Regions from separate parts of the Homo sapiens genome. Here region 1 is linked to region 2. A link is a loop called in an ENCODE intact Hi-C map of the cell type or tissue named here. Cell type or tissue: mammary epithelial cell. All regions are shown on one strand. Links, peaks and the distances in the headings refer to the core of each region. The heading gives the core; the rest is flanking DNA.

Region 1 (11,959 bases), core at 2,182-10,181, 76 kb after region 2:
AACGCAAACGGGGCCAAGTTAACCTACATGCTCCCAATCCACACAGAGTCTGTCTGCAGCCCCAAACCCATGCTCCTTCTCAATCTTTCAGAAAAGCAGGTGCACATAAAGTGAGGGTTAAGGCCCAAGTCATCAAATTTCCAAAAAAATAAAAATAAAGCATTATTCCAAATGAAAGAAGCCAGACTCAAAAAGTTATATACTATATAATTCCATTATGTGACATCCTGGAAAAGGCCAAACCAAAGTGACAGAAATTGGATTAATGATTACCAGGGACTGGAGATAAGGAGAGAAGCAGGAGAACATGTTTGTGGGCGATGGAAATATTCTAGATCTTGATTATGGTAGTGGTTACACAACTATATAAATTTGTTAAAATTCATAAAAGTGTACACCTAAAAGGGGTCAATTGTACTCCACGCAAATTACAACTCAGCAAACAAACAAGATAAAAACAATAAACACAAAACTAAAGAAAAAATTCCAAAGAATGTTTGCTTTGAAGGGCACATCAGACACCCCCATAGGCACTCAGAGAAGTTTCTGGCGATTTCTCTGCCCACCCCCTTTAATACAAGCCACCATGCTAGGTACATTGAGGATTATGAAAATAAACAAGAACACAGGCCCTGCCCCTACAAGCTGATCTAGTTGCAAAGACTGACATGTGGACATATCTCCACTGGGGCTGCATTTTTGAAACCAGGAAGCAAAGCCTAAGTCACAAACAAACAGATAGGATATGGGAAAATGGGATGCCAGACAATCCAAGATGTGAGATGGTCACAGCAAACTCGTAGAAAGGAAAAGAGAGGATAGGAGAGGCAGGGAGGAAGGAAAAAGAACCATCCATTTGGCAAAGACTCACTGAGCACCTATTATGCTTCAGGGCTCTGCTGAGTGCTGGACAGAGCAGCTGACACTGTGTTCTGTAGGGCTAGAAGGAGAGGTAAATTCAGACTGAAAGGATCCAGGAGAATTTCTCAGGGAAGGAGCCATAAACTGGGTCTTAAAAGATTTTCACAAGTAGGAAGGGATGTTGAAAGGACAAGCTAAGAGAATCACAACAGGTACACCTAAGTACACAAGCAAAGTAATTTCAAGATAGAGTTTAGAAATGACCCTTCATAGAAGAAATCAGCCCCTAGGGCCAGGTTGGGGAGAGATCATAGAGGATCCTAAAAATTCCCAGCTGTCTTTGGTGTTTTGTTTTGTTAAAAAACTGAAAGCCAATGAAGGAAGTAAAACACAAACTCAGATCCGAGCTTTGGAAATCTTTGGCAAGGGTATGAGAGACAACAGAGAAGACACTTAGGAGGTTACTAAGCTTGAATAAGGCAGCAGTGGGGATGGAAAAGAAGGGGCACATTTGGGCCAACGAAGGGGCTGGGTGTCCTGGGTAATAAGTGTGGCCACACTGTAGATGATGAGCTTAGCAAACCCATCAGCAGCCCCCAAGAACTACAGCCTAGTCAAAGGCAATGAGTTTCTGAGTGCTACACTAGGCATCTACATGCACGCTGCCTCCTCCTGAGAGGTGGTTACCCCAGGCTGAAAAGCAAATGCGCCAGGTGGAATCTGGACCAACTGGATGAAATAAAAGCACCAAGAACCAAATCCTATCACTGTCTTATGGAACAGGGTTGCTGCCCATGGAGAATATCAGTGGGCTTTGTCGCTGCCCTACAGGACTTCCACGAGGCTAGGTAGGGCAGGGCGGGATGCCAGAAGCATGCATCCTCGTGAGAAAGAAGGAGAAAGGAGGACAAGTGGAGATCAAAATACTTCTTTGCATGAGTGGAGTCCTACAACTTAAATGCCCTTTAGGTTTTAGTCCTCCTTGATCACCGACAGGGCATCAAACCTTTTACTCAGAGACGGAAGGCATTTATTTTTATTTTCTGCTTGTGCACACACACCCCTGCCCTGTCACTAAATACTAGGGAAGCAGAGGCTGGAGAAAGTCACATGCCCATTCCCTCTCCTCATCCCTCAAAGTCTGCCACCAGCACAAAAACTCCTCTCACTACAAATCAAATAAACAGAGAGCTCTCCAGGACCCAGGGATCCAGATATTTTTAATCCTCTCAGCCCACTAGCATTGAGGGAAAAAAAATAGAGATTAAGCTGATGGTATTAACAAGGAGCCACAAAATGGTCTTACACTTGGGGTGCATCCAAGAGATCATGGATTATAAGAGAGGACTTAGACTTGTGGGGGTGCAAAGGCAAAGAGGACAAAGAAGGAGTTTCTTCATGCCTGTTTGGTTCTAAGCGTCCTGCCCTTCCTCCCAATGACACACACATCTGATAGGAAGGGTTTGTTAAATTAGCACCATCGCTCCACCTGGCAGGAGCAATTTATTCAGCCAAGGGTAGTAACTCCTTATAAAGTTATCCTGAACACTCCTATGAGATCTGACCAGCAATATGCTCTAAGTTTTCATTGAGCATTACTAAGAACACAAATATCTAGCATGGCACTGAGCCTGCTGGCTTGTGGCAGTGAGCGCTGGATACTCCTGTGCCACCGGACCCTGGGCCACCATCCTCAGCTCATCATCACTGGTAGCTCTTTGCACCCAGTGATATGTGAGATGTGTTTTACCACTAGGGGACTGAGGGAGAAGTTCAGTGGGGAGTGGGGAAGATGGCTGGGGTTGGTCTCAATACAACTGGGTGCTGGGCAGTGACTGAACCCCTCTGGTTGGAAAGACAAGATCCCAAAACAGACAGAATTGTTTTCGCAAGAGACTTGTAGAGATTCTGGACAAAGTGGGAGATGCAGAAGCTGAAAGTGGCATCCAAAAGATTCAAGTTCCCCTTGAGAGATTCTGGGCACTCACAGAGCTAGATGGCAAAGAGAAACAGAAATGAGGTGGGTCCTTCTTCCCACCTCTGCATGAAGCCCATCCCTGCTCTGGCACCTGAATCGACAGCTTTGGCAGCAGTGGGAGATAGTCCCACTCACCTGGACCTGGCTTTCACCATGGGCACAGCCAGCACTAAGCATCCTTTGGGCAAAGAGGAAATTATAACTTATTTGTGCAAGTATCCAAGGCACACCAAAGTGGGGACTAAGGGGAGTTACTGTTTGAGCAGATGAGGGTCTTAGAGTCATTGTAATTTAGGAGTAAATGTGAATGTGGCACTATTGTATAATCACAGACAGAAGAGAAATGGAAATACCAGTTATCAAAAAGTTATCAGAATAGAAGCTAAGGGGAGACTGGGTCCCTTTAGCAGACTGTGGGATTCCAACAGGCAGCCCCAAACTTAGAGAGAACTTGCAAAAGCCAGTAAGATCCAGAGATTGGTTTTCCATAAAGATGACACTGGAACTGGCTGTGAGACAAAATGTCTTAGTGACATGGTTTGGCTATTTCCCCACCCAAATCTCATCTTGACTTGTAGCTCCCATAATCCCCACATGTGGTAGGAGGGACCCGATGGGAAGTAATTGAATCATGGGGGTGGTTTTTTCCCATGCTGTTCTCATGATAGTGAATAAATCTCACAAGATATGATGGTTTTATAAAGGGCAGTTCCCTGCACACGCTCTCTTGCCTGCTGCCATGTAAGATATGCCTTTGTTCTTCCTTTGCCTTCCACCATGATTATGAGGCTTCCCCAGCCCTGCTGAATGTGAGTCTATTAAACCTCTTTCCTTTATAAATGACCCAGTCTTGGGTATGTCTTTATTAGCAGCGTGAGAACAGACTAATACACTCAGTAACTCACAATGTGGCTGAAATGAAGCTAACCTGGCCCAGAGTCCGACGGAGAGTTTGAAAGGGGTGGGAGTTGGATAGTGCTTTAAATAAAAGGGCTGATCAGCTGAACCTGTTCATGAGCTGAGGCATGTGTGCTTCCATCAGATGAACACAGCGACATGCGTGCACACACCCTCACACTGAGAAGAGCCCTTAGGAAGTCATCGTTTGGAGGGCACAATCACTGGCTCTTGTTCAAGAGTCTAGGACCAAGAATGTGGAAGAAGAAAGCTGCCAGCTAAGTTACTTGCAAAAACAATAGCACTGGAAGTCTTTGTTTTCCTCCCCTCTGGATCTGCTCTGCATCACCAGACATAAGACCTCCGATATCACAGTATGTTCCCCAAAGGAGGTGAATGGAGACCTTATCAGTGTCCTATAAGAGACCCTCACGCCACCGACAGAAGTCATGGACACTGCTTGTCCCTCCTTCAATGAGCCAAATGGGCCAGGTGAGCCCCACCCAGTGTGCTTCCTGCTCCATCCCCAATACAGCAGCAGCCCAACAACATCTTAAGGGGTAAGAAGCCCAAAAGCCACTCTCCAGGCCTGAGCCACTGAACCTGCAAGACAGACTCTCCTCTTGCTGGGTCTCCTTTCTCATCCTGCTGCAGAGCTGCCGTTAGCCCTCACGACGCCACTACACGGGATTCTTGGTGTTGCTGCTATTCGTTTTCTAACCTTAGAAAATATTTATCCACTCGCATATTGTGCTTTTACCACCGACTGTTCCCCTTATCAATACAAAAGGGCCCAAAACAGCCTCAACATAGCCCACCCACGATAAAAGACTGCCACACAAATTCTAAACATAGCAGGAAGAAGAGGCAGAGTACTATACTCTCCCAGCCCCTGGAGAGTATGTCATGGCTCTGTAATAACAAAATGGAGAACTGGTATATTTCAGTGTCATAGGATTATCATGAAGGAAAATGTCATTTAAGTGCCTGTTTAATTTGGGTGAAATCCTATGGCATACACACAGGCTCATCTTCATTTCCACTTACACAGTGGAGAGATTTACACTGACAAGGGAGATAACAGAGGAAGAAATGCTTTATCCACAGCACTTGAGGAAATCCACTCCCTTACAGCACTAAGCCCTGGGAATGAAGCTGAGCAAGTGCAGGCTAAAACAAACAGAAGAGGAAATCCCAGTCTTGCTATATCATCGAATTCTGTTGGGGCTGTGTGTGTTTAACTCGTGTGCTTCCTTTCATTGCTATTTCCACTGTCATTTGAGATCCTGCTGTACTGATTGATGCCTGGCTTCAGATCACCAAACACAAAAGCACATACATGCACACATGTGAGCATGCATGTGTGCATACCCTCAAACACACACACAAAATGCTTTCGAAGTCACAGGCAAAAGGGGAGAAGAAATAGCTTGGCCCGTGTGGGACTGGCGGTGGCGCTGGTGCTGTCAGACCATCTCAAGCTGAAAATCCCCACTGCGTCGCTCAGACAAGGATTGATGACCGCTGCCCAGGCCCCAGGCTCACGTCTGACTTCGCACAACTGTGAGGCTGTTCTGAGCAGGAGAGAAATCCTGTTGACCCAAACTGGGCCAAGGAAAAGTAAATAAAACCATGTCAAATTCTACAGGCAGGAACGGGAGATCAGTGGAAAACCAAAGCAAACCCACTCCTGAGGGAGAGAAAGAATGGTTCTTCCATGTACTAACCCTTTCAGTTCCAGGGCAGAGCAAAGATCTTTCTTTTAAGGATAAAAACCTGTATTTGACTACGAGGATCTTTTTCTATTAGTCCAGACATTTATAACCCTTAAGGTCAGATTTCCCTCAAACATGGGATTAGGCAAACTGATTGAGAGACCCTTGCTTTTGCACTTAGCAGATCCCATCTGTTAAGCAGTCCTGTAGAAACAAGATAGCAAGGGGTGGGTGGATCTACTCCCAGAGAGAATGCAGGGCACACCAAGCAAAGCCTGCACACTCTCAAAGAACGGGAACTCCACAGGCTTTTCTGATGCGAAGGATAACACCCAAAAGACTCGGTACTAAAGACTTTTCACCCAGCCTTCAATGCAGTTCTCAAGACTTTTTATTGACCGGGGAAATGCTCACAATATAAAATTAACTAAAACCAAAGCAGAATATCAAACATGTATATAAATATACATACATATAATACATACTTATGTGTGTATATATGTAAGTAATCTTCCTCCCACTCCAGACAGAAAAAGAGAAAGACAAAAGATAGGAAATATACCAAAATGTTAATAGTGACTGTCTCTGAATGGTAGGAACACAGATGGGTTATAGATGGGTTTGGCTTTTTTCTTGGCACTTTTCTTTAGTTCTAAGTTTCCTAAAAAACACCTGTTTTAAAGGGATGAGAGTGAGGCACACACAGAATCCAAACAGATTGACCCAGACCTGCCTTTAGCCAAGTTGCACCCAAAGTTCTACACCAAATTCTGCTGTCACCTCAAAAGCATCCAACGCTGGCCGGCAATGGCCCACACAAGGCCAGGGACTGAGCGAAGCTTGCCCAGACTCGCAGTGGGAGGGGAAGGAGGAAGGATGCCTTCTCGGCTTCTTGATCTCTGGAAGTCGGATGGGGTTACTTGTTCCTCTGTGTCACACCTACGGTTCTCAGTTCAGCACAGAACAACTCAGTGTCCTTTCTCAACAGTGTCATTAGCATTACAGGCCCAGATGCCCTCTCGGGCAGCGTCTACCCAGGCAACTGCATCCTCACCACGTAGTCTCCCTCTTCAGCTCAGATGACACAGACAGGCAGTCTTCAGCCTTCCCTATGATGCAGCTCTGAATCTCACCAGTTGGGATGAACTCTAATGTCCCAAGCCAAAGTGGTGCTGTGATAGGGGCTGCCAGCGGCACTCAGCAGCCTCTCTAGGGCACACATGTAACCTGTATGGGCCCTTAGACTAGAAGGTGACAAACGGTGGTGATATGTCGTCAACTGGGAGAATGGGGGAGAAATGAAAATCACAGGGCCAAAAATAAGACCTTGCAAGACATGCAGCTCTAGCTTCAGGTAGGGGAGGGATGTGGAGGGACATTGGCTCTCCCATCATTGCTGAAAGATGCCCTTAGGACAAAACTCCCCTGGCATTCGTTTCCTTGCAAAACAATTCAAAACCTGAAGGTAGTTTCATACACTAGCTCCACAACTTGCCACATTCATTCATTCCATAAAATTTACTAACCCCCTTCTAAGGTCAGCCACTGTGCTAGGCACAGGATCTGCAGGGAGGGGCACACTGCCATAGTTCCTGCCCCTCATGGTCCTGTGGACGCAATCCTCACTGTTCCTATTTCACATCCTTCTAGGGCCTTAGTACCCTTGAGCTGCGGAGTCAGGTCCCAGGCACAGACTTCAGAGTGGGGATACACCAAAGCACAACCACCCCCGTGCTGCCACCCACATGTAGCAAGCTCCTTGGAGGAGGTTCTTCTTGGTCTGGGTCACAACACAGGTGTCTCTTTAAAAGGCAATTCCGTTCCTGACCTGATCCAGAAAAACACATCAACTCTAAAGAGACCCCAGCAAACTAGCTGGAAGAGGGGCTCGGGAGGCCACAGGCCAACTTCTGAAGTTGCTCAAGCTAATCAGAGTACTTAGGCTAGGTTAAAATACAGGGCTGACTGCCTTCTGATCGGCCTCCAAAAAGATAGGGCTAAGGATGACTTGTGCTGGAGTGTTTGGTCTTGTATAAGAAACTATTTCTTCTAGGGAAAGCAGAAAAAGACAATTTTCAATTTTCTCCTTTTTACCTCGATAAGGTATATCTCCCCAACTTTTGGTGCATTTAAAAGCATCTCTGAAGGAGACACTTAAAATAGAGGTTGCTTTACCTTAAACAGATTCCCCATGCCAGATCTAAATCTATTTGGGGTCCCTGTCTCCACCAGAAAACTGCCTTAAAAATTATATTTTAGTACAGAAGTTCCAAGAAAGAAGACTACATTTATCTAAAACCTAGACTATAAAGCACCCAATTGCACTGCTGAAATTTTACAGCATTCTAAGAGGGAATTAGAGAGGAAGAAGTCATAGTAGAATAGAAATAAGTTTCCAGGGGATTCTCATTTATTGTATGCCTTCTATGTGCCAGGGGCAGGGCTAAGAATTTTAAATAAATTATTTTAATTGATCCTGACAACCACCCAAGAGGTAATCTTCTGCATCCCACTTTGCAGATGGAAAAACTGAGACTCAGAAAAGTTGAGCAATTGATCAAGGCCATATAATCAGAATTCAAACCCAGACCTATGGCTCCATTATATGTCAGCCAACAAGGACCAAGGAACTGTGTGAAGATCCAAAGGAGCTAAACCCTCAATCCAGCCTTGGACTACGTAAAGGCTCAGCAAATGATGTTTTTGCATAATTTAGTAAAGAAGATGTAGGTTTCTAAGATCCTACCACCACATTCTTACCTCCTCCCATCTATTCCCTTAAAAAGGAGAGGAGTAGGACTAAACAAAGATGCTGAGTCCTTCAAAGGCCATAACACCTGGACCTCAGCAGCAATTTTTCTAGGACCCAACACTTCTCCCCTGTGGTTCAGTCCCACCCCATCCTTCCTGCCCCATCTGGCTAGATTGGAGATTGCTCTGTCTCTCTCCTGGGGAGCTGCTCTCTAACATAGCAGGACGAAAATATGAGGGACAAAATTCAGAATCAATGCCATTCTATTTCTGATGTGGGGGAAGGGGCTGTCCTCATGTATGCCTCGGTGGATGGAGATGGATGCCAGACTAACTCAGTGTCAAAGCCCTGGGCCAATGACAATACCCCAGTCGTCAATCAGGTGTGATGCTTCTAACAGAAACGAGATGTGAGCCTTCAACGGGACACAGCAAAGAAAGGGGTGCTGCTTGGGAAGGTCCTCTGTACTGGGCAGAAAATGCAAGGCAGGCGGTAAAAACATGGACTTTCAGTGAGACACACCTGGGATCCAGTCCTTGGTCCTTGGACCTTGATCAAGATACATACCTCTATGAGCCTCAGTTTCCTCATCTGTTAAGGCAGGGAAATATGGCAGTTACAGTATCGAAGATGTTCTGAGAATAAAGGAGTGGGTTGGCACATAAAAACTGTTTGAAAAATCTTAGATGTTACTACATTAATACTTCTATTATTGACTAAATCAGTTTTTTAAACTGCATCCCATGGTTTCAACATACTTTCACTGAAGTTAGCAAGGATTCTAGATATTGGTTTGCAAACAAAGTCAAAGTTCGTATATTTTGTGAAATAGCCAATTTTCTGGCCAGGCGCGATGGCTCATGCCTGTAATTCCAGCACTATGGGAGGCTGAGACAGGCAGATCACTTGAGGTCAGGAGTTCAAGACCAACCTGGCCAACATGGGGACACCCTGTCTCTACTAAAAATACAAAAATAAGCCAGGCGTGGTGGTGTGCACCTGTAGTCCCAGCTGAGACATGAGAATCGCTTGAACCCAGGAGGCGCAGGTTGCAGTGAGCCGAGATCACACCATTGTACCCCAGCCTGGGCAACAGAGAAGGAATCTGTCTAAAAAAAACAAAAACAAAAAAATGTCTTTTACATTTGTGTGAGCTCATTTCTTTCTAATTTTGTATTACAGTGATTTTTAACACACAGCTGTATAAAGAACCATGACAAAAAGAGGTGGAAGATATTTCGAGTTTTAAATTCAGAAACAGTACATGTGTTAACTAACCGTAGTGAAAAAAAAAGTCTTTCATTTTTCAGAAACAGCCATAATGAATTTTTAAAAATAATGAACATTTTAAATGGGAGAACGATGTTATTACAAGCCTACAACTGCCATCCTGTTTCTGAAAATAAATAAAATACTAGTACACTAAACATCTACTTTTTGTTTAGACCTTTCCCAGAAGGGCCACTGGGTTGAAGTAAAAGAGTAAGATAAAAACTATATCGTAAAGATGTATTTTGTAAGAAAACTTTACCCTTTTTCACCTGCGCTTGCTATGGGTGAAACGGATCAGAGAATCGATCCGTTTAAACTTTTGCTCTGCACCCCATAATGTATGTCACCCTAAGTATACTCATCATTAAAACTCTCTCAGTGGTCTGGCCTCTGAGGATGCAGTCTGATTTGGTGTAAGAAGAGTTCCATGTCTTCAAGAAATTTTAAAACTACTGCCCTAGGTTGGTGTAGTCTTGCACAGCTTCCGTCAGAATTGCTCAGAATGTCTCATCGGCTTACAGAAGGTGACAGAAGAACTGCTGCCAGCGTCCCCAAAATACTTCCAGCCCTGCCAGAGCTGCCTTTGCTCTGCACCCCCCGCCCACTCCATCACAGCTCCTGTAAGTGGTCACCAGGAAAAAGCCGCACTGCCCTGCCAGTGTCTCTCCATCTTCCGGCACAGGGGCTCCCAAAGCACAGGGGTCGGTCCCCAGGACCACAAAGCCGCCTTTGAATGAATAGAGCAGAGGCCGGCTGTGATATCAGAACAAAGACTGAATGTGCCTAATCCGGCCTTTGAGAGCCGGAGGAGAGGGCTGCACCTGTATGAACAATGCTGCATCTGAAGCCCAAATGGCACCGAAAGGTTCCTCCAGCTCCCACTGCCCCCATTCCTCCTGATGCCTTTGTGGCGGCTTTGTTCCTCACTTCTACCACTCCTTTCACTCAGCACACCCCCAGCCCCAGGGACAGGAGGAGGCATGTGGGGCTGAGGGTGGCGTGGTAGTAAAGTCCCGGAAGGCCCCAGCGCAGCAGAGGAAGCTCATCACCTGTAACATAGTCGTGCATTCTACAGCAAAACAGCAAGTTTACTATAAAGCCACTGACCCCCTCCTGAGCCCTTCAGGAAGCTGTTCCTGTTCAGGGGCTGTGCCTGTGGCTTCACACATCTGCAGGCAAAACAAAGCACCCCGCTGGTGGACTCGTGTTTTGCGAAACACAGAGGGTAGTGGTGAAGAAGGGTGTTCCCGTTCCCTTGAGCATGCCTTCACCATACAACCCACCACGCACCTGTTGGAGGGTTGAGGAACAGCTCGGGTTCTGAGGAACGGGATGGCAAAGCCACTCTTTGGACTGCCAGAACAGGCGGATGCTCCATGGCTTTGGCCCTGGTGAGGTCAGTGCCCCGCTCCCTGCGCGACACCTGCTCCACTTCTCATCCCACGCCTTGAGGTATAGCTTGACTCAAGCTGCGTCACAGGAGGGAAAAGTGAAGAAAGCCCTCAGCTAATGACAAGAATCAGAAGTAGAAAGGCAGATTCCAGCCAAAAGTCTGTAGTCCTTTAACTGGACACTAAAGCGTGGCCATTTCTTTCTCTCCTTCCCCACCTTTCTCCATGTAAACCTTGACAGCTGCCACCGCCACATCCCCTGATTTTCAGGAGAATCTTCTCTTATTTTTCATAATTGTGGTAAGACCTGGTACTGCCATAGTCTCCCTCAGCCATCCTTTCTAAACATCTAATGGCTCTCTAGAAATCCTTCCTTAAATCCAACCTAAATCCCTTGTGCTGCAATCTAAGCTTATTTCCTGTTGATCAATTCAACAATTATTTCTTAAGTGCTCATTAGAGGCTTGACCCAGCGCCTGCTGTCAGCTCCCAAAGAACATGATCTGGCTCCTTCCTCCAAAAGCCAATGCTCTGGGTCAAGAGAAAAGACCAACAAACAAGGAAGAGCTATACACTGCCCGCCTGTCATGGAATTGTCCAGAGGACGACAGCGAGTGGAGCTGAAGGTCTTGGAGAAGGAGGAGTTGGGGCAGCTGGGAAGACTGCCCGGAGGGAGCGGGACTCAGGCTGCCCCTTGAAGGATAAATAACATTTGGCCTCATGGCTGAGACGAGGAAAGGCATGTCAGGCAGAGGAGAGCACCCTGAATAAAACGGCCATGCGTGCGCAGGAGACAGAGGAGACGCCCATGTGGCTGCTGCCAGATGTCTGTGTGAAGGTGGGATGGCTCCCTCAAGACAGCCGAGCCTCAGTTCTGTGGCCCAGAAAGAACCCGTGGAAGCTTGGGTAGGAAAGTCACTCCATAAAACTGATGTTTTCAGCTGCTTGTTCTGGCCACAGAGGGCAGAACAGAGTGAAGGGGAAAGAGAATAAATGCAAAATGGACAGTTAAGAGGCACTGGCACAAATGCAAGCATGAGGTGTTGACAGCAGCCCGGGCTACACTGTGGCAGTGGAGATGGAAAAGAAGAAT
Region 2 (11,959 bases), core at 1,275-9,274:
CCCTGCATGTAGCAAGTCTTGAAATCCTATTGATTTCTTTACAAAAGCTTCAGCAAATCATCCCTTTCCCACGGTCCATGCCCTCATCACCCTTCATGCTGACACTTGCTATCGTCTTCCTGCCTGCCTTGCTCCCCTCCAATCCTGCTTCCATAGTGCCATCAGGATGACTCTGCAAAAATGCCCACCTAACCCTGCAGCTCCCTTCTGCCCTGCATCTTGACTCCCAGGGCCTGGCACCAGCTGGGCTCTGCTCAACTCTGCAGCCTCATCTCCTACCTGTCCCCAGCCTGACTCCCAAACATAAACCATACTACTTCTTACAATTCCTTCCACACTTCCTACCCTGTTCACACCTCACTACCCACATGGTCCCCTCTGCTGGAAGGCCCTTACCCCTGGTCCATCTAGGTCAGGCATTTTCCCACTCATAAGGGAAGATGGGGCTCCACTGTTGCTCCCATGGAAGGCCTTCCCTCACATGCTCTGGCTCCCCAGGGTCCCTGCAACACTTTCTCAGCCTCTATTATCCTACCGACTTTATACTGCAGTCATATGGTTGTTCTGTATCTCCCTTCCAGACCAGAAATGATCCCCTTTTCTTCAGATGCCCCAGAACCTAGCATGGAGCTCATACCAGGGGCGGGTTGAAACGTGAGAGCTGATGCAAAGCCAACATCTCCATGCCTGACAGGAAGTAGACTGGGAGGAAGGCACCTTTTTTCTGCACTGTCCAAACATCTTCTATCCCTTTTTCCCACTGTCCCCAAGTGAGACTGTTTCCCTGGCCCCAGCTGATGTCCAGCTTTAACTACTAGAGTCTGAGAGGATAAAGGAGGGATCAGATGCGGCTTCCTTAACCTCATGCCTGTAGCCCCAACTCTGCCTGAATTCCACAGCCAAGGCCAAAACTCAGAATGCCTGGATTTCCTAATTGTCTTCGTCAGTCCTGTTCCAGACATGCTACCTGACCTCCAGCTGCCTCATACCTCTGCTCCTCCATCAAACAAGAGGGACAACTGGCCAGGGTCTGTCTGCATGGCGCTCCAAGTCCCTGGGTCCTGGCCAGGGTACCCTCGGGCCCTGGTTACAAAATAGCACCACAGTAAACTTGACAGCTGGCTCCAGCCTTATACTTGGTCTTGTGGTGGTTGGTTGACCCTCTGATGTGTGCCAGAAAGAGGTCTTATCGAGACAGGGATCCATCCATCTATCCCCCGTCCCTCTAGCTATTTATTCATTTATCATATTTTACTGGGCACCTACTATGTTCCAGACACTAGTCTAAGCTCTGGGAATACAGGAGGGAAGAAGACAGAAAATGTTTCTTCTCTCATAGAACTTAAATTCTCCTTGGGTTTAGGGAGACAGATAATATATCAACAAGCCAGCAAAATATCAGACCGTGATATATGCTAGGCTGAGTTAAAAAGGGGTGCTGAGGTACAGGGTGAACAGGCAGCTCCTACAGATTGAGTGGTACTTGAGAAGGTGACATTTAAATAGATAAGCAGGGGCCAGTCATTGGAAGATGGGGAACTGAATTCTAGGAGCAACTGACATAGAGGTCCTGGAACAGGCAAGAGCTTGACTTGTTTGAGGAACCAGAACTGAGGAGAACCAGTACCTGGAACATAATGGTGGGAAGGAAAGGAATATGTGAGGAGAGGTGGGGCCGGCAAAGTTGTCCTGAAGGGCCAGCCCAGGTCAGAGTTAGGGCTTATGCTGAATACAGTGGGAAGATCTGGAACAGCCTTAAACCCTGTTACTACACTGGTAATCCTGACAGCTACCTTCCTGGATAGCAGTTTCTCTCTTTCTTCTCCCTTTCCCCACCCACTTCCTTGATTTCTAAACTATTTCTTGAAGCATCTTGTCTGTCTTTTGATTAAAGTCCATCCTCTAGGTAACATAACTACCAAAGGCAGTTCAAGTCTTCATTCCCATCAAAACCAAGTATGGTCAAGCTAATATGAGCTTAAAATGAAAAACATGTTTTGAAAACAATTTTTTTGAAAAACCTCTTCCAACTCTAAATGACGCTTAAAATAGAATGGAAAAAAGATCCTCTTCCCTAAGGACACACTGATATTAAAAAGTTATAAATTTCTCAGCTTTCATTGCCTGTAAAAATCCCTTCTGTCTGTCATTTGAGGATAAGGCACAAATCCTACCTTCCCCTGGCAGCAGGGCCCATCTGCGTCCCCCACCTGCGGCAGAGCCCACGCAGTGCTCTTGGGAAAGCAACCAAGAGGAGCTTGAAGTCCTGCCTCCTTAGGACTCAGGCAGAAGTGCAGGTGGGACCCCTGAGCTGGGGGGCAGTGCCAGGAGCCTGCAGGAAGGTGTAAGTGGGAAGACCCCAGACCAGAAACTTTTAAGCCCACGGACCTCCTTTTTTTTCCTTTTTCCCTTTTTCTCTCTCTTCTAAACATAAATATAAACATAAAACATAAATCTTTCATGCCTGTTTTTGCATGAAACAACAGGTATTTTTTTCATATTCTAAACACAAGTAACATCAAGGCCAACAATACTGCCTTTTCAAAATTCACCTTCTCCCCTCTTCTTGGAGATCTGGATGTGCTGTCCTCTCTATCTCGGAGACTGAGCAGCTGAGTGCCACAGGCCGCCTCCAGCAGCTCCCGTCTGTGGGCCTGTTGAACCCTGTCTTCATCTTTCTCAGACTTAGTGCTGTGCTCCTCCTGGAGGAGGCCTGGCCCCCACCCACAGGGGCGGCAGAAACAGAGCCACAGCCAGAAACCAGCCTCAGAGCTCACGGGACCATGGGGGGCTCCGGGCAAGCACCCCAACAAGCAGTTTCCAAGACGGGCAACCACTGCACTCACTTTTTTCTTTTTTCTTCTTTCGTTTTTTTTTTGTTGTTGTTGTTAATTTTATTGTGGTAAGAACATTAAACAGGAGATCTAGCCTGTTAACAAACATCTAAGTGTATAGCACCGTGCTGTTAACTATAAGGACAATGTTGGACAGCAGATCTCTGGGACTCATTCATCTTGCTTTGCTGAAACTTGACACCCATTGGTTAGCAACTCCCCAAACCCCTGGCAACCACCATTCTGCTCTCTGCTTCTACATGTCTAACTGTTTCAGGTACCTCATGTACGTGGAATCATGCAGCATTTGTGCTTGTGACTGGCTCATTTCACATAGCATAATGCCCCCAATATAACAGGATTTCTCTCTCTTTTAAGACTGAATATTACTCCACTGTATACAAATACCGCATGTTCTTTATCTAGTCATCCATTGATGGGCATTGAGGTTGTTTCCATATCTTGGCTATTGTGTGCACTCACTTTGATTTGATATAAAATTGGGTTTTCAAAATGGCTGCCTTCTTCTGCCTCAGGATGCAGAAACGTCGACAGCTCCACTTGGAGCCCTAAACTCCTACCCTAAACACATACCACATGGTCCTGCCAATCACCACTGAGGGAGCTATGCTGGGGTCCTTCCAAGGCCTAGGCTTGTTCTCTTTGTGGCATTCCTTGCCTTATGGATAACAGCTCTGCCTCTGGGCAGATGCCGGGGGACTAACGCTCCCTCCTCAGTGAGCCATATAAGTTCAGAGCAGGCTGCCCATCCCTGCCAAGCCTAGAGTACCTCCCCTCCTGCTGTAAGGAGCCTAGACACTACCACACTTGTCTCCAACAGTCTCTGCTGTGCTTCCCCTTCTGGCTTCATGAGCATGAGCAGAAGTCTTACTCAGCATGTCTCACAGGACTTTCGGGATCTGAGTCCTGCCCACCTCTTCCATCTCACGATTACCACTCTTACCTCCTCTGCTTCCTCCTCCTCCGCCTATCCACCCCAGCCCAAGCTAACTGAACCACAGACATGCACTTTCTTGGAGCCACAGTATCCTTTCCTTCTCTCTGGAATGGCTTTCTCTTTTCTTTATCTACCTATCTTTTCTTTGATAGGTAGATAAGTCCTACCCATTCTTTAAAACTCAGCTCAGATATCACCTTCTCCAGGAAGCCTGCTCTGACTCCTCCAGACTGAGTGAGACAACCATTCTCCATTCTTCCACCTCTGTCCTAGCACTCACCACAGATTTTGTAAGTATCTATCTATGGTCTAGTATCCCCGCTAAGCTGCATCCTTTGAAGGTGGGACATGCCTCTATCCCCAGATACCTCATCCTTAGCCCAGTGTTTGCTGTGTTTTCCATGTTCAAAAGGTGGTAAGCGGATGGATGAATGCGTGCATGCATCTCCAACCGACTGGCCTAATGGGCCCAAACTCATGAGTGCCAGCAATGCTGGTTACTGGGGAGCATGTGCATTTCAGCCTCACATCAGGACTGCCTCAGCTACCACCTCAATTCCTGACCTGAGCTGTATTTGGCTATATGAGTGTCCAGTTCCATTGCCAAGAGCTCCTTGGAATTCTCAGGATGCCAAAAAGGCATTTGGTTCCTGCCTTCTAGGAGAGAAGAAAATTGCAAAGTGCTTTGTGCTCCCTCTCTGCCTCCCTGTTCCCATGATATAACCATCACCCTTCCTGCCATTCAGAACTCTCACTCCAACCCATCACCTTCTGAGATTAAACAGCTGGAAGTCCCAGACAGCCCTGGACTTTCCTATAAATCAGGTAACTAAAAGCTAGGGACAAGCAGCTCCCAAAGAATAGGGAAGGTAGAGGGGCAGGAAGATTTTTGACAGAAGGCGGGTCAAAGCTATGGGTACATGGTTTCAGGAAAAAGATCAACTTCCAGCCCTTGCCCTCCTCAAACCCTGCCCACTCTCTCACCCTCCCTCAGCATTTGAAAAGTCAGGGGCCCCACATTTTTCTCCTGGGCCTGATTCCTGCTCACAATCTCACCTCCCACCTCCAGTGGGCGCTGCTGAGTTAATGGCCTGAACCATGTCAGTGGTGAGAGCATCCAGTAGGCTGGTGATAAACTCCATTTTCTTCCCTTCTGGACAGCCTAAAAGATAAAATGAGATTTGAAGGTAGATGCCAGATAATAATCAAGTCAACAGCTTTCTCAACTACCATCCTTTCCTAAACTTCTCAAAGCCCTTCTTGTCCAGCCAAATCCACTTTAGTGATTTGTTTACTGATCAGATGAGTCTCATAAACTTCCATAGTTCCTTTACCCATACCCCACAAAGGACCATCAGACCAAATAATGCTTTCAATTTTCTTCCATTCCACACATTTTTGCTAGACATCAACTCAGGCACCATGTTAAACGCTAGAGATACAGAGTTAACAATACAGAAGGTCCTTATCCTTGTAAAGTTCACATCTACAGGGGAACTCAAGCTAATAGCCAAGCAGTCGTCCTAAAGTGAGAAAAATACTGTGCTAGGGGTAAGAACTAGGGGCTGTGGGAGCACAAAGGAGGGAGAGAACCCCCAGTGGTCAAAGTTGACTTAAGTACACCTACCACCAGATCCATCCAAGAGCCTCCTCCTTTTTTCACTTCCCTCCTCAACCATCTTACATTATAACTACAGCATCTCTCTTGTAAATACTCCCAAGTCCTTGTTCCTTTTTTCCTCCTTGTATTATTCCAGGAAAACACAGTAAAGCACAGAAGAACCTTCTATAGATGTGCCTTTTCCATGTCTACACCACGTAGCTGGGGAAAACACCACCACACAACTGGATAAATGGGTGTCCTATAAAGTCACGATCACCAGCACCAAATGGGCCCTCTACACTACTCCCAGTGCTCCTCTCCAAAGCAACTCCACATAGAAATTAGCAACTAGCTCATTCTCTTCTGTCCCCAAATCCTCCAGGTCTCAGGTTCAACACTTGCTTCTCAGAGAAGCTGTGGAATCTAAAGCAGGTTCTCCCTGCCATTCTCACAGCATGTTCCGCTTTTCCCTCAGAGTACCCACCACAACTATCTATAAATGCCTGTATTCATTTATTCATATCCAATCTGTCTCCTCCACTCTGTAAGTCTCATGTCAACTTTGACCACTAGATTATACCCAGTGCCTGGCACATAGTAGAATCTCAATTCACATTTGTTGAGGGGTTAGCTAAAAGGGGTACCCTGGCCACCATGACTCCATTCTTGTGATGGGGTGATTTCTACAAACCTCGTGTGGAAAATCCCTGACTCTTAGAACTCTCTGCTTTCAGTTCTCACTTGGAGTCCTGATAGGTCATGGGAAGGTGGCCCATTTCCCACCAGCACTAATCTGACTTTGTGCTGTGTAAAGACAATAAGATTCCAAGCCACCAATATTTAGTAATGTTACTGTAACTTGCAGGCAGAGATTGCTATAAATAAGGGGAAACCCGCACATCAGCCATTTGGAGGTACCAGGGCCCTGCCTATGTGTCTTGTGTCACACTCCATGGTCGTCCTGTGTCACCAGGGGTCATCTGCCTCTTCAGAGCAAGCAACAGACACTGTCCACATCGCTCAGGACAGCCCCTCCCTATAAGCTATCTTATCCTCACAGCTCTGGAAAAAATAACTCACAGTGCTCAAAACATTGTCCTCATGGACCTCAGATGGACAACGCATTGTGGAACTGCAGACGGGATTTTAACCCGATGACTGCATTATAAAGACGAAGAGGCACAAGGAAGAGAAGCAATGTGCACAAGAGCAGAGCTAATTAGGGATAAATCCCAGACCAGGATGTAGATCCCACGGCTCCTGGCTCCATCTTACACATGGGGAAACAGACAAAGAGGAGACAGCTTCTTCTGCATAATGAGAGGGTGGAGGAACAGAAGGAGGTGATGGCGCCGGCAGGGCAGCATCGTCTCCCACCTGGTAGCTCCCTGTCCTTGAAGGGGTCATCCGCCTCTGTAGTCTTGGCCCTGGCGTCGCTCTCACAACTGGGCATCACGTAGCTGGGAAAAGAGAGATATGGGGGGGGTTGGGAGGGGCTGGCAACTGAGCCTACTTCAGTCACTACTGCCCAGCAATGATCTATGTTGTCACCAAGCCTAAAGCACTGAGGGTGGGCAGAACGATATCTCTTGCGCTGCCCGGCAGCTACAAGGCAATCTTAGCATCAATGTTCCCACTGAGACATGTTCAGGCATGTCATTTCAACCACTCAAGCATAATAACAATGATACTTGAGCTGCACGCAGTATCTTTTTTGATCCATGGAAGCTAGTGGCTTAGAAAGGGCAATAATCTCATCAGGAAACTGACGTTCAGAGAGGTTAAGTACTGTTCCAAGGTCTTAAGTTAGAAAGAGACAGGCCTGTGACCAGAATCCAGGTCCCAGGGTCTTTCTACCTGAAACTCTTCTACTCATTGAAAACATGGCTCTCCCAGGCACTCATCTCCCACCAGACCAGGGCAGGAACACTGGGAGATGCCAGCATGGATAACAGCCAGCAGGTGCGTTTTTCCCAGGACCCAGTCTGGGGGGCTTACCGTGTGGAGGTCCCAGGCAGCGGGCGCCCTGTGTCCACCAGCACACACCAGCAGTAGCCAGTGGACTGGTGGCATTGCACTGGCTTATAGAGTCCCCCAGGGGCACATTCAGGGATGACAATACCCTCACGGGGATTCTGCTGGGCCTCTTCCAGGGCACTCTGCCTCTCCTGGTCACACGAATAGACTTTCTCTGCAAGAGAAGACACAGCCTGTGGTGACTATCACTCCTGTGATTTAACACTCCTGTCTTCTGTGCCCAGCATCCAAAGTAAGTAGCAAGGACCAGGCCTGGACCCAGGAACTGATGAGCTGCCCCATTGATGAATTACCACAGAGAGCTGTCTCCCATGCCAGCGCATGCTGAGGGGCCTGGAGGTTCAGAACCTCCCTGTGGCCATCTCTGCTGCCAGCATTCATTAGCATTCCCACCAAATAGGTTCAACTGCAGCAACAAGCCAGCCAGGGACTCCAGGGATGCCCCTTCTCAGAGTGGCAGCTTGTCCCAAGGGTGGAATATCTCAATGTTTTCAGAGTGGCTCCTGCTGATGTTCTGTCTGTGGACTGCAGGAGAGGTGGGTGCAGGAGCCTGGCTATGCTGCAGGCTGATGCAGGAATGCTTGTGCATGTAGACCCTTCCACGCCCAGACACAGCATGATGGAGCCGTGGCCATCAGCCTCATGTGGAGTGATGCTCGGCACCCAGGAGGAGCAGAAACAAGGTCCAGCCTTGGCTTCTCCCCACCCTCCAAGGCTGCTGGACAAAGTAGGCCGAGTGAATTTCAGTGAATTACACAATGCTGCTTCCATCCAATTGGAGAGAAAACAGGCCCAGCCGGATGGTGTCTGCACTCAGCAGCCTCAGTAACACATGAGCATGTCTGAACAGCCCAACCTGGTTTCCCCCGAGCCAGTCCCCGGCTGAGACAGAGCGTGGTGCCCTGTGTCCAGCATGGCCAGCTCCAGGGCATCTCACATCTGCACAGCCACTTACCTGAAAATTCTTCCCAATCAACCACTTAGCCTGCCTGGCTTTGCTCTTTGTCTTTTTTTTTCTGGTTTTGTTTTTGTTCTAATTATTAAAAATAAATAGTGTTGGGTTTCTTATTATAAAGAAGTTTTAAAAAAGAAAGTGGAAAAACCTATAATCCTGCCAAAGTTAAACACTGTACCTTCCCTAGATTTTATGTACATACATACATGGAAATACACGTGCACACATCTACTTTTTTGATAACAAAAGAATCACATCATAAACCTGTACTATTACTTTATTTTTCATTTACTTGTTTATTTACCTACTATATTTTTTTCATACCACTATTCTACAACTCTTCTCTTGAAGAAATTGACAGGAATGTAGTCTTGGGCACCCACTGAATGTTTACAGATTGTTACAAAAATACCCTTCTTAAGAGCAAGGAACTTGGTATCAGCAACCTGGAGAACCATGTTGTGCACTGAACAACAGCACTCAACTCCACTTTAAAGAAGCCAACTTCCTTGAAATAATGGCTCTGTTAATGACACACATATAGGTAAAGCACGCATGTTTAAACAAACCATAGGAGTACACAGAGACACAAAGTAGCTCAATGCAGTTTTACAGATAAGTCAGATGATAGAAAAACAATGCTATGTCTCACTGCTAGGAAAATGCTCGAAAACAATAGCCTGGTGATTCTCATTGCAGGGTAAAAATATTTCCTTAGGGGCATAAAAATATCTGAGGGCCAGGAGGCAGGCACATATAGCATATTCACTATTAAAATAGAAAATGTTGTTTTGAATTTGGGAAGTGAAAAAAAACTACTGTTTTCATAATGCAAATATAGAAAAGCTAAACAGAGTCTCCTTGGCTAGAGGAAGAGGAGTTTAAAACAGCTGACAGACATCAGACTTGGGTTTTGCCTCCAACTGTGACTACCACCAGAACAGCATCTAGAGACAGGAAAGAGACAGAAACTGAGCAGGGAGAGGGGCCTTGGGAAACCTGCTTTAAAGATCCAGCATTTTGACTTCAGCCCCTGGCTGGGAAGGTGCCATGGCAACTTCAAGGGGATTATGCAAGAATTTTTCAATAGCTCCCCCAACCCCAATTTGGTAGCCTTATTTTCCTACCTCGTATTTCATGCCATGAAAGAGGCAATAGAGGAGCAAAACCAAAGGAAAACAGCTTTTTACTGACACCACGTTCATGTAACAACCTCTGACAGAGGATTTAAATTAAGACTCTCCAGGCCAACCTTCTAAAGCCATAAATCAGACCGAAAGCAAGAGGCAAAGAGAGAAGGGGGGCGCTTCCCCAGGGGCAGAGCAAATAATGAACCTGACTTCACACCACTGGGGGTCCCGAGACCCTCAGAAATGTGGACAGAAGCCATCTAAGAAGAGGCACAGACTCGTGGCTTGGGCCCTGTTGATGGATTTCTGGAAGTCCTTGAAGGCTGTTCTGAGCTGTTTATAGTCAGTGTCTATGAAGTTCCATGGAGAATAAAATCATTAAAATGCCAGGCTCAGTGGCTCATGCCTATAATCCCAGCATTTGGAAAGGCTGAGGCAGGCAGATTGCTTACCCCAGGAGTTTGAGACCAGCCTGGGTAACATAGCAAGACTATGTCTTTACAAAAATAAATAAATAAATACAAAAAGTAGCCAGTGTGATAGCACATGCCTGTAGTCCCAGTTACCCAGGAGGCTGAGGTGAGAGGGCCACCTGAGTCCAGGAGGTTGAGGCTGCAGTGAGCCATGATCACGCCACTGCACTACAGCCTGGCCCACAGAGTAAGAACCTGTCTCAATAAAATAAAATAAAATAAAATAAAATAATAAAAATGATAAAGCTCACTAATTTGGAAAAATGGGGGATAGCAAAAGAATTTTTTAAAAGCCTGACTGCAAGGTTTATTACTTTTTTATTTTATTATTTTTATTATTGATTTACTACTTCATTACAGTATCTGCAAGTCCAGGTGCCTCTAAGAAAGAGACAGGAGTGATTTATCATAATAGCACTAACCCTCTGTGAAGAGTACACAGAGAGTTTGTCTTACAGCAAAGAGAAAATCTCCCTTAAAATCATCTTTACAACTAATAACAAGAAAAACAAACATTCATTGAGTGATATGTGCCAGGCAATAGACTAAGGGCTTTACCTAATGAATCCCTTTGCCCATGTGAGGTAGGCACTATTATTACGCCCATTTTGTAGACAAGGAAGCTGAACGTTGGAGAGATTAATGGATTTTCCCAAGTTCACTCAGCCAGGAGAGAGAAAGGCTGGGGATCCTGACAGTCAGGCTTGACTTGCTAACCTCTAGACAGTGTTGCCTCTAACCATTTGCTCTAGGAGACAAATAAATTTATTTTTACAGTGAGCTCTTCTATGTCAGTGTCTTTGCAGACTATCCCAAATCTGCTGCATTCAAAATCAAATGTGCTGGACACAGCACAGCTCCTTCTGACCAATGATGTCTTCTCGACCTAAGCACGCTACAAATCTTGTACCTGGATATTTTTCTCTCTTTGCCTCAGAAGCGGAAAACTTAAAACCAAATTTAACTCATCCACCATTGCAGAACTCTAAAATGAATAACAATAGCTAACATCTATTTGAGTATTTACCATGGGCCAGACTTGGAATTAGGTGCACTATGTGTATTAACTCACTTCAAACTCATTACAAGCCTTTAAGGGCAGTGTTGTTATCCTCATTGAACAGAAAAGGATGCAGAAACACAGACTGGTTGAGAAATTGGATGATCATAGAACTAGGAAGTGGCAGAGCTGACATTTCAGCACTGGCTGGGTGCTTCACCTCTGCAAGATCATCTTCTTGCCACAGGCTAATCTGATTTTTATCCTAACCTATATTTTTCTTTTACTCACTATAGGTCATCTCATTACAAAACAGTCCCCAATGAACTGTGCCTCCCCGTGATCATGGCCTTGTGTGGACCCCTCCACGTGGACTCTGGTTTGCTTTGGCCAATAGAATGTTAGAGGCAATGCTGATGTTTTGTGTCAGGCCGAGGCCTCAAGAGGACTTGCAGCTCTCGCTTTCACTTTTGTGGAAGCTGCCCTAAGATCATCACAAGGAAGCTGGTCTCGCCTACTGGAGAACAAGAGGCCACAGTGAGGAAAGGGGAGCAGCTCAGGTCACAGCGAGTACCAACTGCAGATGTGAGAGGGAGGTCACCTTGTACATTCCAGCCCAGCTGATCCTCCCCTACCTGGATGAGTCCAGGATTAAATTCAGGCAAAACAAGTATCCGGCCAACCCACAGACACATTAGAAAGAATTAATTATTTTTATGGTAAGCCAGTACATTTCGGAGCAGTCTGTTACACAGCAGCAGATAACTGAAACATCTAGACCTCCTTAACTATTCATCAATTTACCCTGTACGTATTTTTGTAGCCCTGTAAGCCCTTCAGTCAACCAATCAATTATTCTTGAAGGGCTTCTCTAGAGGTTATGGGTCATGCATATGCTAATCAGTAAGTACCACAGGGCATAAGCTTATTCCATATCTGAGGACCCAAATTTGTAACTCATCCACCATT

What was found. Peaks named below come from ENCODE experiments on the same cell type or tissue, not always from the same donor. Only the 100,000 strongest peaks of a DNase experiment are listed, where the experiment ranks them.
Region 1: it touches region 2 in a loop (2.4-fold over the local background); 4 of 110 quality-filtered maps call a loop at or near these places.

The regions. Positions count from the first base shown.
Region 1 is chr14:69,930,904-69,942,862 of GRCh38, reverse strand. All of the region lies in intron 1 of SMOC1 (SPARC related modular calcium binding 1), which reads right to left. Among named protein-coding and RNA genes, the nearest start is that of SNORD169, 41 kb to the left of the region's middle. In mammary epithelial cell, for the core only: no CTCF peak of the experiment used is centred there; a DNase peak (open chromatin) is centred at 6,362.
Region 2 is chr14:70,006,381-70,018,339 of GRCh38, reverse strand. SMOC1 (SPARC related modular calcium binding 1) reads right to left here. Exons shown (of 12, transcript NM_001034852.3): 8 at 7,394-7,586; 9 at 6,773-6,855; 10 at 4,849-4,954. Among named protein-coding and RNA genes, the nearest start is that of SNORD169, 34 kb to the right of the region's middle. RefSeq lists enhancers at 6,528-7,727, 9,095-9,174. In mammary epithelial cell, for the core only: CTCF peaks have their summits at 4,869 and 8,308; DNase peaks (open chromatin) are centred at 7,039 and 8,249; H3K27ac peaks cover 2,527 bases.